2 separate regions of the Homo sapiens genome follow, and region 2 is linked to region 1. Evidence: read pairs that join two places in POLR2A ChIA-PET (ENCODE). Cell type or tissue: OCI-LY7. All regions are shown on one strand.

Region 1 (8,000 bases):
TCAAAGAAATGTTCTCAGCAGGCATGGAGCCCAGGACTTGCTCCCTTTGGGTAGAGAGCCGGGTTGAAGGTGACTGAAGTGAAATGGGACAGTAGAGGCGGGGGGGGTGGTGAGTTCCTGGAGGTGGGGGGTGTGGGAACCTGCTGTGTACTGAGATGCACCCCTGCCAGTTCTGCCTGAAGATTTGAGGCGGGGGGCAGGGGGGCGGAGTGAAGTCATTTTACTGGTAAGTAATTTTAAACCTTTTAATATTAAAGCAAACGTGGATATGTAATGAATGAAATTCATTCTGGAATGAAAAATTCACGTGATGTTGAAAAATAACACGGGGCTTCAGAGAGGACTTTCTGGCTGGCAGCAGACTCCAGATTCCCAGGGCCCCTGCACCCTCCTCTGCCCACAGGGCACCTTAATGGAGAAGGTGTGGGAGGAGAGCCAGGCCGGAGTCAGAGCACACTGGTGACTCCACATTTGCAGCGTGCCCTGCCTCTCTCCTGAGGCTTGGCAACGTGCAATATGCTAAGCAAACTCCCCCTGTCCCCGTCCAGTTTCTGAGGACAAGAGCCACCACCTGTAGCAAATAAAGACCCAGCAACCCTTTGACTCATCTTTGTGAGTCTCTGGAATCAGAGGGTAGCCACATCGCTGAGAGGTGGAGTGAAGCACTCGGGTGAAAAGGTACAAGGAAGTCAGGGACAGGAGTGTGGGGACATCACCTAGACAATGACAGAGAAGAGGGGCACAGCCGAGTGAGGGGAGAGGGGCCGGCAGTCCTACATCCCCTGGCCTGAAGCACGCTCCAGGGCAGAAGGAAAAACACTGTCTTTGGGGTCCAAGAGACCTGAGTTCAAATTCTGGCTCCACCACTGACCACCTGTGTAACCTTGAACTGCTGCTGCCTGAACCTCAGGTTCCCCTTCTAAAAATAGAGGAGAAAAGGATGCATTTCTCCTTGCCCCTGTGAGAACGAAATGGTGCAAGCACCAAGGAGCCTCAGCAAAGGTCGGGCCTGCCCCCGCCTGGCCAAACCTTTCCTCTTCAGGAGGCCACGGCAACCGTAGTTTGACAGAAGAGCAGCACCTTGATTTAATGCTTCCCAGCATGTGTCCTTGAGCAAGTCACCTAACCTCTCTGGGCTGCTTCCTCATTGGGAAAATATGGCTGCCAGTAAAACCTGCCCTGTCCACCTCCTGGGGCACTTGGCAAACAGCAAAAGAGTCCAAATGTGCAGGCTGGGCCAGGCGCAGTGGCTCATGCCTGTAATCCCAGCAATTTAGGAAGCCAAGGTGGGCGGATCACCTGAGGTCAGGAGTTTGAGACCAGCCTGGCCAACATGGTGAAACCTTGTCTCTACAAAAATACAAAAATTAGCCGGGCATGATGGCGGGTGCCTGTAATCCCAGTTACTCGGGAGGCTGAGGCAAGAGAATCGCTTGAACCCGGAAGGGGAAGGTTGCAGTGAGCCAAGATTGTGCCACTGCACTCCAGCCTGGGCAACAGAGCGAGACTCTGTCTCAAAAAAAAAAAAAAAAAAAAACAATGCAGAGCTGGCTGTGTAAAAAACCTGTTCCACTGCAGGGCCCAGTGTCCACCAGGCTGGGGTGCAGGCCTATGGGGTGGGGGCCCAGCATCAGCCTCTCAGCAGCCCTGGGAGGCGGGGCGCATCCCGTGCCCCTCGTGGTCTGGATGTGTTCTAGCCCAAGTCCTAGGTTACACCTGCCGTCGCCTGGCCTCTCAGGAGAGGCCCAGGGTGAGGAGGAGCATGGTAAAGGTGAAGCTGATTGGGAAGTCAGCTGTTGGGAAAGCAACTCCTTGCACATTGGAGGAACCGAGAAAGACTGACCCCGAGGACAGCAGCCAGCATGGCCCTTCCTGGGAGCCCATGTTGGGGGATTCCTGCTGCAGCCAAGGCTCAGCCCTTGTGGTCGCAGGTGCTGGTCCTGGCCTCTTCCCCTCCCATGCAGGAGCACAGGAGAGATGGCTTCTGAGGACCTGTTGCAGCTGTGGCCCTGGGAATAGATTTGCCAGGGAGCTTTAAAGCAGCTGAGTGTGTCATCCAGCTAAGCCTGGGGAAGGAGCTTGGCTCAGGTCCTGACAGGTGTGACAGGGATGGGGACTGGGAAGTAAGAGATGAAACCCTGGCTGGAGGCTGTGAGCTTCCACAGCCAGCGCTGGACAGGGAGGGTCCAGATATACCCACTAGTGCCCTCACCAGGTCCCACCCCCAAGCCCAAGAAATCCTGGGCTCTCTCCTCCTTTTGCCCCCAAGGACTGTCTGTCTTGGCCTTCAACAGGCATCTGTCCCTGGGTGCCTTCTGCCCCCTGGCATTGCCCTCACCCAAACCAGACTCCACCTGCCCCTTGCATGCCCAGGCCAGTGTGCTCCCTTCACGACAAACACTTTCCACTTCCTGAGCACTGACCATGTGCGGGAAGCCACCAGAGGAAGATGCCTTCTATTTCAGTCAAGTGTGCTGGAGAGAGGAGGCCACACATAATCACAGTAAATGTAGCACCGGCACGTCCTTCTTCAGGAACCCCCCGGGACTCCATTTTTTAGGGGACAAGATCTGAATTCCAGCCCCTCACCATCTGACCACTCCTTTCCCTGCTATGCCTGATGCCACCCCTTTGGCCACAGAAACCTCACCTTCTCACTGCTCCCCAAACACACTAGCCAGCCATTCCTCCTGCCCGCCCCTTACACAGTTCCACAGCCTGCCTTCTCTCCGCCTGCCCCAGCACCACAGCCCGGTAGAACCTAGCCTGAAAATGAAGCCCAGTTCAGCCACTGTGACCCACACTGGCCTTTCCCTTCTCCAACTGTCTCCAAAGTTAATAAAAATGAACTGATAAAGACAAGTTCCAAGCCCACCGATCACACACATGGGACTGCAGTGGTCTGCAGACCTCACTTTGAGAAGCATTTGTTGTCACCTGTCGGTACAGAACTGAGTATAACTATTCAGAAGCTTTTATGTGTGTGTGACAATGTTGCCACATCCACGTGCTGTGATTTTATATTTTACAACCGTATCATTTCTTGGTGCACTGAGAATTTAAAAATCTGGAACCAAAGCTTGAGCTTTCATCCCTGACAGTTTGAAAATGCACCGCCATTGCATAGTCGCTGAGCTGTGCCACACTGAGTTTGCCTGCCTCACTGAGGACAGAGACCAGCAGTAAAGGCTCATGGTTATGCAGCATGTTACTGCCTACAAAGGCGTTTTACAGGGGTTACCTTATTTGATGCTGACAAACCTGCGTGAGGTAGTTGGGGACCGCTTTCATTATCCCCACATTCAGAAGAAGAGACTGAGGTTCAGAGAAGATGATCAGGACTTGGACTTCACACCTCCCAACTGCAAAGCCTATGGTGCTCTTTCCTCCTTATCACTGCATCCGTGCAGTTTGGCTACTGGGTACCTACCCAGGGGTTCTCTGTCAGTTAATATGTGAATTCAGGGCTGCTGGAAAAAGTGTGTGGAACTGGTCCAAAAAGCATACAAAGAAAATGGAACTGAAGAGAGTTATTGACACAAATACCAGGGAGCCTGTGTGTAAGTGCCGAAGGCTGCAGGGGGCTGAGGGCAAAGAGGTGCGCCTGCTTAAAATCGGCAACGGCCTAGTTGTCTGCAGCACTGGCCAGAGAGCCAGGATGCTGCAGTCAGAGCCGGCAACAGGAAACAGGAAGTCAGCTGCAGGGCAGGGCGGGGCTTAGGAAGGGAGCTGGCACCTGGGCCAGGGCCTGCGGGCTGGCCAGTGCCCATGATAGGGAGGCGGGGGCTGGTGCGTGGAGCTGAGCCCGTGTGTGGGTGTGAGGTGGGGAGGAAGGGGCAGCCTCTAAGGATGTTGCAGGGTGACAAGTGTGGGTGTCTGAGGCTGGTTCCTGCCTGGTTGCCAGCCCAGACAGTCCTGCAGAGGCCTTTGTCCTTCATGGGTGGTTCCGGTTGGAGCCCTGAAGGGAGAGTTTCTGCCTTTGCCCACAAGGCCCTGGGGGGTGAGTGGCCCTGTGGGGCTCCATCCCCTATTTACTAGCGATGCGTATTTATTCATTGACGATTTATACCCACCAACTTCCTCCAGGGTTATTTTTGCTCAGAGGGAGCACTCTGAGGTCACCTCCTGCTAAGAATAACCCAGAATGGGAGGGAGGAGGAGGAGGGGGCTGGGCGCTGGTGCTGAGCTCAGCTGAGCCCAAGCTGGTGTTAGGGCTGACCCTCCAACACCGCAGGAGTGAGCCAGTCCAAGAGGGCAAACTGCCCCACTTCAGAGCAGATGACTTGGGGTAACCTAAATGGGGAAGTCAGGGAACCATTCTGCTGCAGGCAAAAGTCAGCTAGGTACAGCTTATGGCAGCTCTTGGAGGTTTGCAGCACTGGCTAGCTTTCCAGCCTGATAGGACCTTTGATTCTTCTCCAAGTTAAGACAGAGCTCAGCAGCCCTGCTTGTTTTCAGATCAGAGCCGCTCCTGGGCTAACCCTCCGGACCTCGGCTGGGTGATATGGTGCCCCTACCTTTTATGCATATAACTTCCTGACATCGTGTCTCCCACTCCTGGGCTGCAGCCCTTGGCCCACCCCTAGAGGTGGCTTTTCTTCCTGCGAGCCTGCATCAGTACACGCTGCTGCCCACTCTGTCTCCTCATGTTTTGGAAGGCATGAGGAAGACAGGCCGACACACTGCTTGTGAGGTAGAGCCTATGGTTATGAACCTTGCAGCTCCACCCACCCACTCCCCGACCTGAGCGGTGAAATCAACGCCCGCTACTGGAGTGCTGCATGGAAGGGCCTAGCCCATGGTGGGGACTTAAGTGCAGTGGGACTCCTAAGGATGCCGGGGAAGCCAGGGAAGATGGAGGAGGTGGGGCTTGACCTGGGCCTTAGAAGGGAGGTGACATTTGGAGAAGTCAAGGGGAAAGTGAGAGGCACCCCCGACCCCAGCTGAGCTGGGTGTGGAGGAAGGAAGGCATGCAGGGCAGGGTGAGTGTGGGGAGGCCCAAAGGCAGGGGCCATGAGCACACAGGCACAGGCCTGGCTGAGGGGACTAGGGATTCATTGAAAAATGTATACGGGGCTGGGTGCAATGGCTCACACCTGTAATCCCACCACTTTGAGAGGCTGAGGCAGGTGGATCACTTGAGGCCAGGAATTCGAGACCAGCCTGGCCAACATGGCAAAACCCCATCTCTACTAAAAATAGAAAAAAGCCGAATGTGGTGGCACATACCTGTGGTCCCAGCTGCCCAGGAGGCTGAGGCACGAGAATCGCTTGAACCTGGGCAGGCAGAGGTTGCAGTGAGCCGAGATTGTGCCACTGCACTCCAGCCTGGGCTACAGAGGGAGACTCTGTCTCAAAAAAATAAATTTTTATATATATATATAATAAATAGTAGCTGGGTATGGTGGTACACCTGTGGTCGCAGCTACTTGGGAGGCTAAGGCAGGAGGATCTCTTGACCCCGGGAGGTTGAGGCTGCAGTGAGCCATAATTGTGTCACTGCACTCCAGCTGGGTGACAGAGCAAAACCCTGTCTCAAAGAAAGAAGAAAAATCTTCTCAATCTTGATTGGAAAGGTAGTTTGCAGGCAGCCTGAGGGGCTTTTACTCTTTATCCTCTCTGAAAAATGTGTTATCTGGAAGGTTGTGAGGAGGCGGATATGACGTGATGGGAGTCGTGTTTGAGAAATTGGCTCTGGCACCCATGAGCATGGCGTTCATCCCTGAGCATGAGCACATGCTGGGAGAGGGGAGGGGGCAGGGGCGCCAGCAAAGTCCCAGGGCCTGTGGGGGGTGGCAGTGGCGGGGCAGAATTGGCCAAGCCTATGCTGCTGGCCCTGGGAACGCTGGAGAGGAAGGGGTGAAAGGAAGCCCTAGCAATGGCACAACAGGGACAGCATCAGCGTTGTTGTCAGAGACAAGGCTTCTGGAAGGGAGCAGATGGGGAAGGGGCCCCTGTCAAGGCCACCTTACATAGCTGGTCTTACTTGGGGAGCATTTAAGTAGAATCTCAGAATCTCCTTTTTTTTTTTTTCCAAAAATAATCCCTCTGTTTATTTTCATCTCTCCACATCCCAGGGCCACCTTCAGCGAGTCATTCATTCCCACAGGTCCTGGCCTTGGTGGCCTTCCTGGGGCCCCATGAGCTTTTCTAGGGCCCGGGCTCCACCTGCATTGTTCCTCCTGTTGCAGGTACGCGCCGGCACACCCATTGGAGGAGAGCTGTTGACATGGGCTTTCTTTCATCATCCCCACCTAGAGAATTTTGTACATTTTGGTTCTCCTACCTCAAGAAAGACATAAGCGAGTTGGAAAAGCTCCAGAGAAGGGCACTAAATTGATCAAGGGGAAGGCAAGGCTGCCAAGAGAGGACAGGCTAAAGAGATTAGGACTCCCCAGTCTGCAGAGACAAAGGCAGAGGATGTGATTAAGGCTATGAAATCATGTCGGGTGCGGCGGGCTGAGCACAGCACAGCTGGGGGGCAGAGGGAGGACACCCATTAGAAATTTCAGAAAGATAAATGAAGCACAGAAAAGATAGCACCATTTTCCATGGTGGGTTCCCTTCTTACCAAACCTGTCACCCTAGGATTGGCAGAAATTGAAAACAGAAGCAACTTCAAAAGAGATTTACTTAACGTATGGGATCTCTCATACGTAATGGCTTTTTTTGTTTTTGTTTTTGTTTTTGTTTTTGAGACAGATTCTCACTCTGTTGCCCAGGCCGGAGTGCAGTGGTGCGATCTCGGCTCACTGCAACCTTTGCCTCCCGGGTTCAAACAATTCTCCTGTCTCAGTTTTCTGAGTAGCTGGGATTACAGGCGTGCACCACCATGCCTGGCTAATTTTTTTTTTTAAGGGTCGAAGGGATTTATTGAAAATGAAAGTACACTACACAATGTGAGAGCAGGCCTGAGCATAGGGGGCTCAAAGGCCATTTTTTTTGTATTTTTAGTAGAGATGGGGTTTCACCATGTTGGCCAGGCTGGTCTCGAACTCCCAACCTCAGATGATCCGCCCGCCTCGGCCTCCCAAAGTGCTGGGATTACAGGCGTGAGCCACTGAACCCAGCCAGCATAATGGCTTTTTAAAGGGAGCCTCCAGCTCACTCTGAAATCCTTTGAGGTTGACTTCAAAGAGCACAACCAGGCCCTTTTCCAGGTGGACCAGTGTCCCCGCTGGAAACAGAACCCTGAGTGGGCCGGCCACTCACCACGCATGGTCATTCTGGCATCCATTTGCCATGGCTTGTGACGGCCTAGCCAGGCCATGGACTGAGTGACCTCTAAGGCTTTGCAGAGCCCAGAGTTCTCTCCTCAGACACACGGGTGGAGAGATCTCTGGGGAGAAGGGAGACAGGCAGCTCCCAGCAGATGTGGTAAGGGGAATGGTAGGACCTGGAGGGGGTGCCCAGGCTGGGACCAGAGTTTCCAGAGTCGGCCCTCTGTGGCCTCTGGTCCCGCCATCCCTGACCCCACTGGCTGCGCTTTTAGCCACCCCACAGGGAAAAGGGAAATTGGAGGAGTCAGGGTCCTAGCTCCATAGCGTTGGAGCTTGCTCCATCCACCCCAGGAAGGCCGAGCAAGGGGGCATCTGGGGACCCCCTGGCCCCTCCTGGAGTGGGCATGGAGCAGGCATCTCTGGCTCTCCCTACCACAGGCCACTTCCAGCTGCTATCAGATCTCTGGTGAGGGCCGCCAGGGGAAAGGGGGCTGCCGGAAGGGCGGGGGCGGGCAGTCATGGCCCCGTGCCAATGCTTCGGGGGCAGAGCTGCCCTGCTTACGTGGACATGCAGCTGTTTCCTGAAACTAGAGTCAACCTGGAAAAATTCAGGCTGGTTGAGGGGTGATGGGCCTGCAGAGCTGAGGAACTGGAAGGAGCGAGGAGTTGCGGTGGGAGTGGAGGGGCTCACTGGCGTGTTTGTGTTGGCATCACGCAGCTTCCTTGCACCCCTCTGTCCTGTGGCTGGCAGTGGGTGTCTGCAGGCGTGGGGGTGCCTCC
Region 2 (8,000 bases), 58 kb before region 1:
AACACATGGACGGCACCAAGGGGATGGCGTTAAACCATTCACAAGAAATCCAGCCCAGTGATCCAAGCACCTCCCATGCAAAGGATTACAGTTCGACATGAGATTTGGGCAGAGACAAATATCAGGGGACTTCTAAAAACTGACATCAGGGGACTTCTAAAAAGGTGCATGTCTTTTACCTGCCGTGGGTTGAGATTTGTACCTGCCATCCTCCTCTGTTCCTCCCTCAAGTCTCTGTCCAGCCGCAGCCTCAGCCTTTGAGGATTTCCCCTGCATCCCACTTCCTGCCTCCTGAGCATGCCCCGGAAATGTTCCCTGGGGAGTGTCGGCTCCTGGTGGGAAGGCCCTGGTGCCCACCTTCCTGGTGCCTCTCTGTCCTTCTGTCCCTCCCACAAGGGGACCTATGGCCCTGCAGCTGCAGGGGGACAGGAGAACAGGCCCAGGGTGCTGGCCAGGCTCAGAGGGGGAGGCCCTCAGGGAAAGGGGAGTCTCCTTCCCCAGATGGATCCAGGGGGCTGCTGGCTGCTGGTGGGGGCAGCTGAGAAGGGCCCAGAAATGTCTATGGAATTGCTTCCCCTCCTCCCACGTCCTGAAGAGGTTTCCGTGTCCCGATGGCAGTGCCGGCTGGTAAGATGGGGAAGGTGAGCCAGGCTGTGTACATGGGCTGCTGGAGGGGCATTTTGCTGCTGTGTATTATTGTTTTATTCCCGGCACTGCTGGGGGTGGTGGGAGTGAACCCAGGCAAATGACTGAGCCAGGCTCTTCTGGGAACCGGCAGGAGGCCCTGAGTGTGTCCATGTCTCCCTGTGGTGCTGGGACAGCTGGGATTCGGGCTGGGATTCTGTCCTCACACTCTCGGACAGTCTGCTCTGGGCTGCCTGGGGTAGTCTTAGGTCGGGTCCAGCCCCCTTGCCTTTGCTCCTGTGGTGGGCAGCTTCTAAAATGGCTTCCTGGTATCTGGATCCTTGTAATCCCCTCCACTTCAGTGTGGGCTGGTTCTAGTGACTGGCTATTAACGGAGAGAACAGCGCAAATGCCTCCAAGATTTGGTTATGAAAGTTCGTCTCTTCGCTTGCCACACACTCTCTCGCTCTCTCCTCCTTCCTCTCTGGTGAGGCCAGCTGCCATCTTGGGAGCGTCCTGTGGAGAGGCCCACGTGGCAAGGAGCTGAGGGCAGCCTCTGGCCAATAGCCAGCATTGAATTGAAGCCCTCAGTCCACCAACCTGTGAGGAACTAGATTCTGTCAACAACAACCATGTGAGTGAGGCTGGAAGTGGATCCTTCCCCATCAAACCTTGAGATGACAGCAGCCGGACACCTTGATTGCAGTCTGTGAGAGAGCCTGAGCCTGAGGACCCCAGCAAGCCACTCACAGATTCCTGACCCATGGAAACAGAGAGACAATACGTGTTGTTTCAGCCGCTAAGATATGGGCTAACTTGTTATGCGCTGTAGATAACAAATGCACTCCTTCCTCCCTGACCTCTTGCCTCGGAAATACTGAGTCCCTTTGTCTTTGGCCTTCATTCATTCATCTGGCTCGCCCTGCCTCCCTGAGCCCCCTTCTCTCTCCTTTGTTGTCATCTCTTCCAGCCCCAGGTTGTAGCCTACCCCCGAACCTCTGGTCTCCACACTCCCCGGAGAGCCCATCCCTTCATGGCTGCAGTGTGAGTAGTGTCACACCGATGGCGCTGTTCCTCGAGTTATTCTCCACTCCATCCGCTCCTCTAAATTCAGTTACACTTCTCCTCTGGCCCCTGAATATACGTTTGATCTGGATGCTCCTAGAACAATGCAAATCAGTTGCTACGTCCCTCCTCATCTGTTTTCAGTCAGCAATAGATGTTCCCTTTGTGGTTTTTTGTTTGTTTGGAGATAAAGTCTTGCTCTGTCACCCAGGCTGGAGTGCAGTGGCGCAATCTTGGCTCACTGCAACCTCCGCCTCCCAGGTTCAAGTGATTCTCCTGTCTCAGCCTCCCGAGTAGCTGGGACTACAGGCACCCGCCACCATGCCCGGCTAATTTTTTTTTTTTTTTTTTTGTATTTTTAGTAGAGACGGGGTTTCACCATGTTGGCCAGGCTGGTGTCGAACTCCTGACTTCAGGTGATCCACCCACCTTGGCCTCCCAAAGTACTGGGATTACAGGCATGAGCCACTGCACCCGACCAGGTGTTCCCTTTGAAAGGTGGTTTATAGCTTCCCCAAACCCATTGCCAGAGCTGGGTGCAAATCTCCTGGCCTCCCTCCAATTCAGAGTCAGCTTCTTACACACGACTTTCAAGGCATCAGATTATCAATGACGTCAAGTCTCCATCTATCCCATTGAAGCTGCCTGGTCTGTTTCTCACCTGTCATCCCGTGTGACTCTGGCAAATGGACTGGAGCTGAAATGCCAGCTGTGCCGTATTATGCCTGTGCAGTTGCTTCACTCTCTGGCCTCAGTTTTCTAAGCTGTAGTTGGAAACTAGAAATCCTGCGGATGTCCTTCAACAGGTGAGTGTTTACATGCTGGCATAACCATACCATGAACTGTTACCCAGCAATACAGAGGGGTGAACTAGAGACACATGCAACAATCTAGATGAATCTCCAGAGGGTTATGCTTGGTGAAAAGAGCCAGTTCCAAAAGGCTATATGCTGAATGAGTTCGTTTCTTTCTTTCTTTTTTTTTTTTTTTTTTTTTTTTTTGAGATGGAGTCTCGCTCTGTTTCCTAGGCTAGAGTGCAATGGCACGATCTTGGCTCACTGCAACCTCTGCCTCCCAGGTTCAAGCGATTCTCCTGCCTCAGCCTCCTGAGTAGCTGGGTTTACAGGCGCCTGACGCCACACCTAGCTAATGTTTTTAGTTTTTAGTAGAGATGGGGCTTCACCATGTTGGCCAGGCTGGTCTCAAACTCCTCACCTCAAATGATCCACCCACCTCAGTCTCCTAAAGTACAGGGATTCCAGGCATGAGGCACTGTGCCCGGCCTTGAATGAGTTCTTTATTTTTTTTTTTTTTTTTTTGAGACAGAGTCTCACTCTGTTGCCCAGGCTGGAGTGCAGTGGCTTGATCTCGGCTCACTGCAAGCTCTGCCTACCGGGTTCACGCCATTCTCCTGCCTCAGCCTCCCAAGTAGCTGGGACTACAGGCACCCGCCACCACACCTGGCTAATTTTTTTTTTTGTATTTTTAGTAGAGACGGGGTTTCACCGTGTTAGCCAGGATGGTCTTGATCTCCTGACCTCATGATCCACCCACCTCAGCCTCCCAGAGTGCTGGGATTACAGGCATGAGCCACTGTGCCTGGCCGAATGAGTTCATTTCTATAACACTATTGAAATGATAAAATTATAGAAAAAGAGAATAGATTAGTCATTGTTCAGGGTTAAGGGGTGGCCAGCTGGAGGGTGGCATGAGGAATCCAGTGGTAATGGAAACGTTCACGTCACTGTCAGTATCTTGGTTGTGACAGCCCACTTCACTGTGAGATGGTATCATCAGGGGAAACTGAGTAAGGGTACATGGGATCTCTCTTTAGTGTTTCTCACAACTGCATGAAAATCTAAAATTATCTCCAGAAAATGTTTAACTTTAAAAATGACACCCCCTTTATTGAGTTATATGGAACTCAACTTATAAATTAGGGGGTACATTACCTAATAAAAGAATATGAATGAAAAAAAAAAACCACCACTGCTTTATACTCACTAAAACGTTTGTATCCGAAAGTACATGACCACAGGTTTCTAATCTTTCATCTTGAAACTAATGCACCCCACGGAAAGCTGGGTGGATGGTGAGATGTCTCGCTATGCTCCCTGAGACCATGCTCGGTGCAGATGAAGTGAGATTGGGTTCCATAGATGGCAGCTCCTTCCCTCTTCCCTCTGGAGAAGCAGCAGAAATGGGGGAGAACTTAGAGAGATGAAGGGAGAGTACAGAGTTAGGGGTGTATATGTATAAAGAGGTCATAAAATGTATAAAGAGGTCATAAAAATCAAGAAGAGAAAGACCACAGCCTGATAGATTAACAGTCAACATGCTAATGGTCCTTAGACACATGGAAAGATGCTCAATCCCCTCATAATCAGAGAAATGCGAAAGAAAACATACAGCGAGAACCCAATGCTCACCTATTACATGGGCAAAAATCCAAGAGTTTGACAACGAACTCAATGAACAAGGCTCTCTCACATATATTTCTGGTGGGAAGGCAAAATGCTATCTTCCTGGGGGTAATTTTTAATTTTGAAACAATCTCAAACTTACAGAAAATTTGCCAATATGGTACAAAGTACTTATTTTGAGGGGGAACCATTTGTGAATAAATTGCCAACAGGATACCCTGTTGCCCCCTCCCCGACAACTTTAGTATATATTTCTTTTTTTTTTCTTTTTTTGTTTGTTTTTTTGAGACGGAGTCTCACTCTGTCGCCAGGCTGGAGTGCAGTGGTGCGATCTTGGATCACTGCAACCTCTGCCTCCCGGGATCAAGCGATTCCCCTGCCTCAGCCTCCTGAGTAGCTGAGACTACAGGTGCCTGCCACCATGCCTGAATAATTTTTTGTATTTTAATAGAGAGGGGTTTCACCATGTTGACCAGGATGGTCTCGATCTCCTGACCTTGTGATCCACCTGCCTTGGCCCCCCAAAGTGCTGGGATTACAGGCGTGAGCCACTGTGCCCAGATTTTAGTATATATTTCTAACAGATAAGGATGTTGTTTTTCTTTTTGTTGTTGTTGTTTTTGATTTTGTTTTTGAGACAGGGTCTCACTCTGTTGCCCAGACTGGAGTGTAGTGGTGTGATCTTGGCTCACTGCAACATCCGCCTACCAGGTTCAAGTGATTCTCCTGCCTCAGCCTCCAGAGTACCTGGGATTACAGAAATGCGCCACCATGCACAGCTAATTTTTATATTTTTAGTAGAGATGGGGTTTCACCATGGTGGCCAGGCTGGTCTCGAACTCCTGACCTCAGGTGATCCACCCGTCTCGGCCTCCCAAAGTGCTGGGATTACAGGCATGAGCCACCGCGCCCAGCCTCAGGATGTTGGTTTTCATAACCACAGGATAGAGACATCAAAATCAGGAAAGCAACATTGATACATTACTACTATCTAATCCTCAGACCCCATTCAGTTTTCTCCGGTTGTTCCAATAATGTCCTTTATAGCAAATAAAATCCAGTTCAGAATTGCACATTTAGTTTTCCTATGTCTTTAGTTTCCATCAATACGTAACGGTTTCTCAACCTTTCTTTGACTTTCATGATCTTGACACTTTCAAAAAATGCAAGCCAGTTAATTTGTAAAACAGCTCTCATTTTGGGTTCGTCTGGTGTCTCCTCAAGGTCAGATTCAGGCATGCACCTTTGGCAGGAACATCACAGAAATGATGCCGTGTCCTTCTGACTGCATCTTGGTAGGTGGTGCACCATTTGGATTTGCCCAATTACTGACAACATTAACTTTTCTTTCAATCACTTGATTAAAGTGATGTGTTCCAGCCTTTTCCATTGTAAAGTTACTCTTTGTCGCTTTGTAATTAATAAGTATTTTGTGGGGAAGTACTTTGAGACCATGTAAACATCCCATTCCTCACTAAACTTGCTGTTTATTATCTAGTTATTTCTGTCAGTGTGGACTATGGGTTATAATCTATTAATATCTGTCTTAGTCCATTTGCATTGCTAGAAAGGAATACCTGAGACTGAGTAATTTATAAAGAAAAGAAGCTGATTTTGCTCACGGTTCTGCAGGCTGTACAAGAAGCATGTGGCTAGGCACGGTGGCTCATGCCTGTAATCCCAGCACTTTGGGAGGCCGAGGTGGGTGGATCACCGGAGGTCAGGAGTTCAAGACCAGCCTGGCCAACATGGTGAAACCCCGTCTCCACTAAAAATACAAAAATTAGCCAGGCATAATGACACATGCCTATAATCCCAGCTACTCAGGAGGCTGAGGTGGGAGAATCGCTTGAACCCAGGAGGTTGAGGTTGCAGTGAGCTGAGATCGCACCACTGCACTCCAGCCTGGGCAACACAGAGAGACTCCATTAAAAAAAAGAAGAAGAAGGAAGAAGAAGAAGAAGGAAGAAGAAAGAAGAAGAAGAATGGCACTGGCATCTGTTTCTGGTGAGGCCCTCAGGAAACTTCCACTCGTGGCGGAAGGGGAAGAAAAGCAGGCATGTCACATGATGAGACAGGAAGGAAGACAGAGACGAGGAAGTGCCAGGCTCTCTTTAATAATCAGCTCTCAAGCGAAGTAACAGAGTAGGAACTCACTCATTACCTTGAGGGGGGCATCAAGCTGTTCATGAGGGATCTGTCCCCATGACCCAAGCACCTCCCACTAGGCCCTGCCTCCAACACTGGGGATCAGATCTCAACATGAGATTGGGAGGGGAAAAATAGCCAAACTATCTGAATATCATTATTTATTTTGGTGCTCAAATTGTCCCATATTCCACCAGTGGCAGCCCCTTTTGGGACAAGGGACAAGTCTGCTTGTCCCTTGCTCGACCCAATTCTGGAATCTGCTATTTCTCCAGGCAGGTCCAGTGCCTTCCAGTAAAGACTGGTATTTAGAAACCAAGTTCTGGACACTAGTTTTATTTATGGCTATTGAGGTTTTATTGTGTCTAGGTGCTCTCAGGTGACAGAACAAGTGAATGTATATATTTCTGAGGTGTCTCCTGGGGGAAGGGGTTAAGTTAGCATCTAGAAGTTGGGGGACATTAGTAGAAGTTGCTGTGAGAAATCCGATAAGAGAGTAAACATAGTTGAATAAAATACGGTGAACGGGCACATATAAAACCATACAGAGTGAACTCGTATCTAGGATTTTCTCAGTGAATGAGGATAACGGCATTTTATGGGTTTACAAAGCACTTTAGTATCCACTTGATTTGATGTTCGCAATGTCTACGGGGCGCATGCGCAATGATCTACTCAGCAGCTTTGGGTCTTTGGGGGGCTGGCTGCTTGTCCACAGCATTCCCAGGAAGTGAGCTGGCTGGCAGCTGCCTGAGGTTGTAAGGAAGTGACATTGCATTCCCCAAACCTAGGGATTGCCCAACCTCTGAAGGAATCCCCAGGAAAACATGATCAGGCCAAGAGGAAGCTTGTCCTCCTCAAAAACGACTTCTTCCCCTCAGCCCTCAGGAGCAGCCACGGACCACAATGAACCAGGGAAATTCTCCCAGGGAGTCAGGCCAGGACCTGGCTCCACTGCCAAGATGTGAGCCCTGGCTGGGTGTCATGTAGGCCACGGACGGGTAGCCCCTGCATATCTTTCCCTTCTAGCTTCTTCTAAAGCCAGTCTTCATTGTGGATCATCTATTTTCTCTCCACCACTGTATGTATGGTGCTTTGGGGTGGTTGAGTTTACAATTTAACCACAGGGTACAGGATAAGAAGAAGCCACACTGAGACCCCATGGAGAGGCATGCACATTACTCAGAGATCTTGGTCTTAGAGCTGGCCACGACTTGGATTATCTTTTTCGCAAAAAGAGAGTAAATGCATTTTTAGTTGTGGATGGGGTGGGTTCTTTACATGAGCAGGAGCATTTTTAACAATATATTTTCTATTGAGATGAAATTCATATAATATTAAATTAACCACTTTAAATTGTACAATTCCACGGCATTTAGTGCATTCACAGTGCTGTGCAGTCAGTCACCAGCTCTGTCAAGTGCAGGAGCACTTTTGAAAGTTCACCCATGGGCAGGGTGCCGGGGCTCACGCCTGTAATCCCAGCACTTTGGGAAGCCGAGGCGGGCAGATCACAAGGTCAAAAGATCGAGAACAGCCTGGCCAACATGGTGAAACCCCGTCTCTACTAAAAATACAAAAATTAGCTGGTTGTGGCTGCGGGCGCCTGTAATCCCAGCTACTCAGGAGGCTGAGGCAGGAGAATCGCCTGAACTTGGGAGGCGGAGGTTGCAGTGAGCCGAGATCATGCCACTGCACTCTGGCCTGGCGACAGAGTGAGACTCCGTCTCAAAAAAAAAA

The links. ChIA-PET counts read pairs that join two places held together with the same protein. Peaks named below come from ENCODE experiments on the same cell type or tissue, not always from the same donor. Only the 100,000 strongest peaks of a DNase experiment are listed, where the experiment ranks them.
Region 2: POLR2A ChIA-PET joins it to region 1 with 6 read pairs; 11 of 35 experiments call an interaction of 5 or more read pairs at or near these places.

The regions. Positions count from the first base shown.
Region 1 is chr2:25,291,045-25,299,044 of GRCh38, reverse strand. All of the region lies in intron 3 of DNMT3A (DNA methyltransferase 3 alpha), which reads left to right. Among named protein-coding and RNA genes, the nearest start is that of MIR1301, 34 kb to the left of the region's middle. RefSeq lists enhancers at 1,782-2,283, 3,270-3,791, 4,248-4,367 and a silencer at 3,671-3,965. In OCI-LY7, CTCF peaks have their summits at 1,023 (motif pointing left) and 4,548; DNase peaks (open chromatin) are centred at 3,694 and 4,194; H3K4me3 peaks cover 1,599 bases; H3K27ac peaks cover 2,069 bases.
Region 2 is chr2:25,348,618-25,356,617 of GRCh38, reverse strand. No RefSeq gene overlaps it. Among named protein-coding and RNA genes, the nearest start is that of DNMT3A, 11 kb to the right of the region's middle. RefSeq lists an enhancer at 52-552. In OCI-LY7, a CTCF peak has its summit at 7,892; no DNase peak of the experiment used is centred here.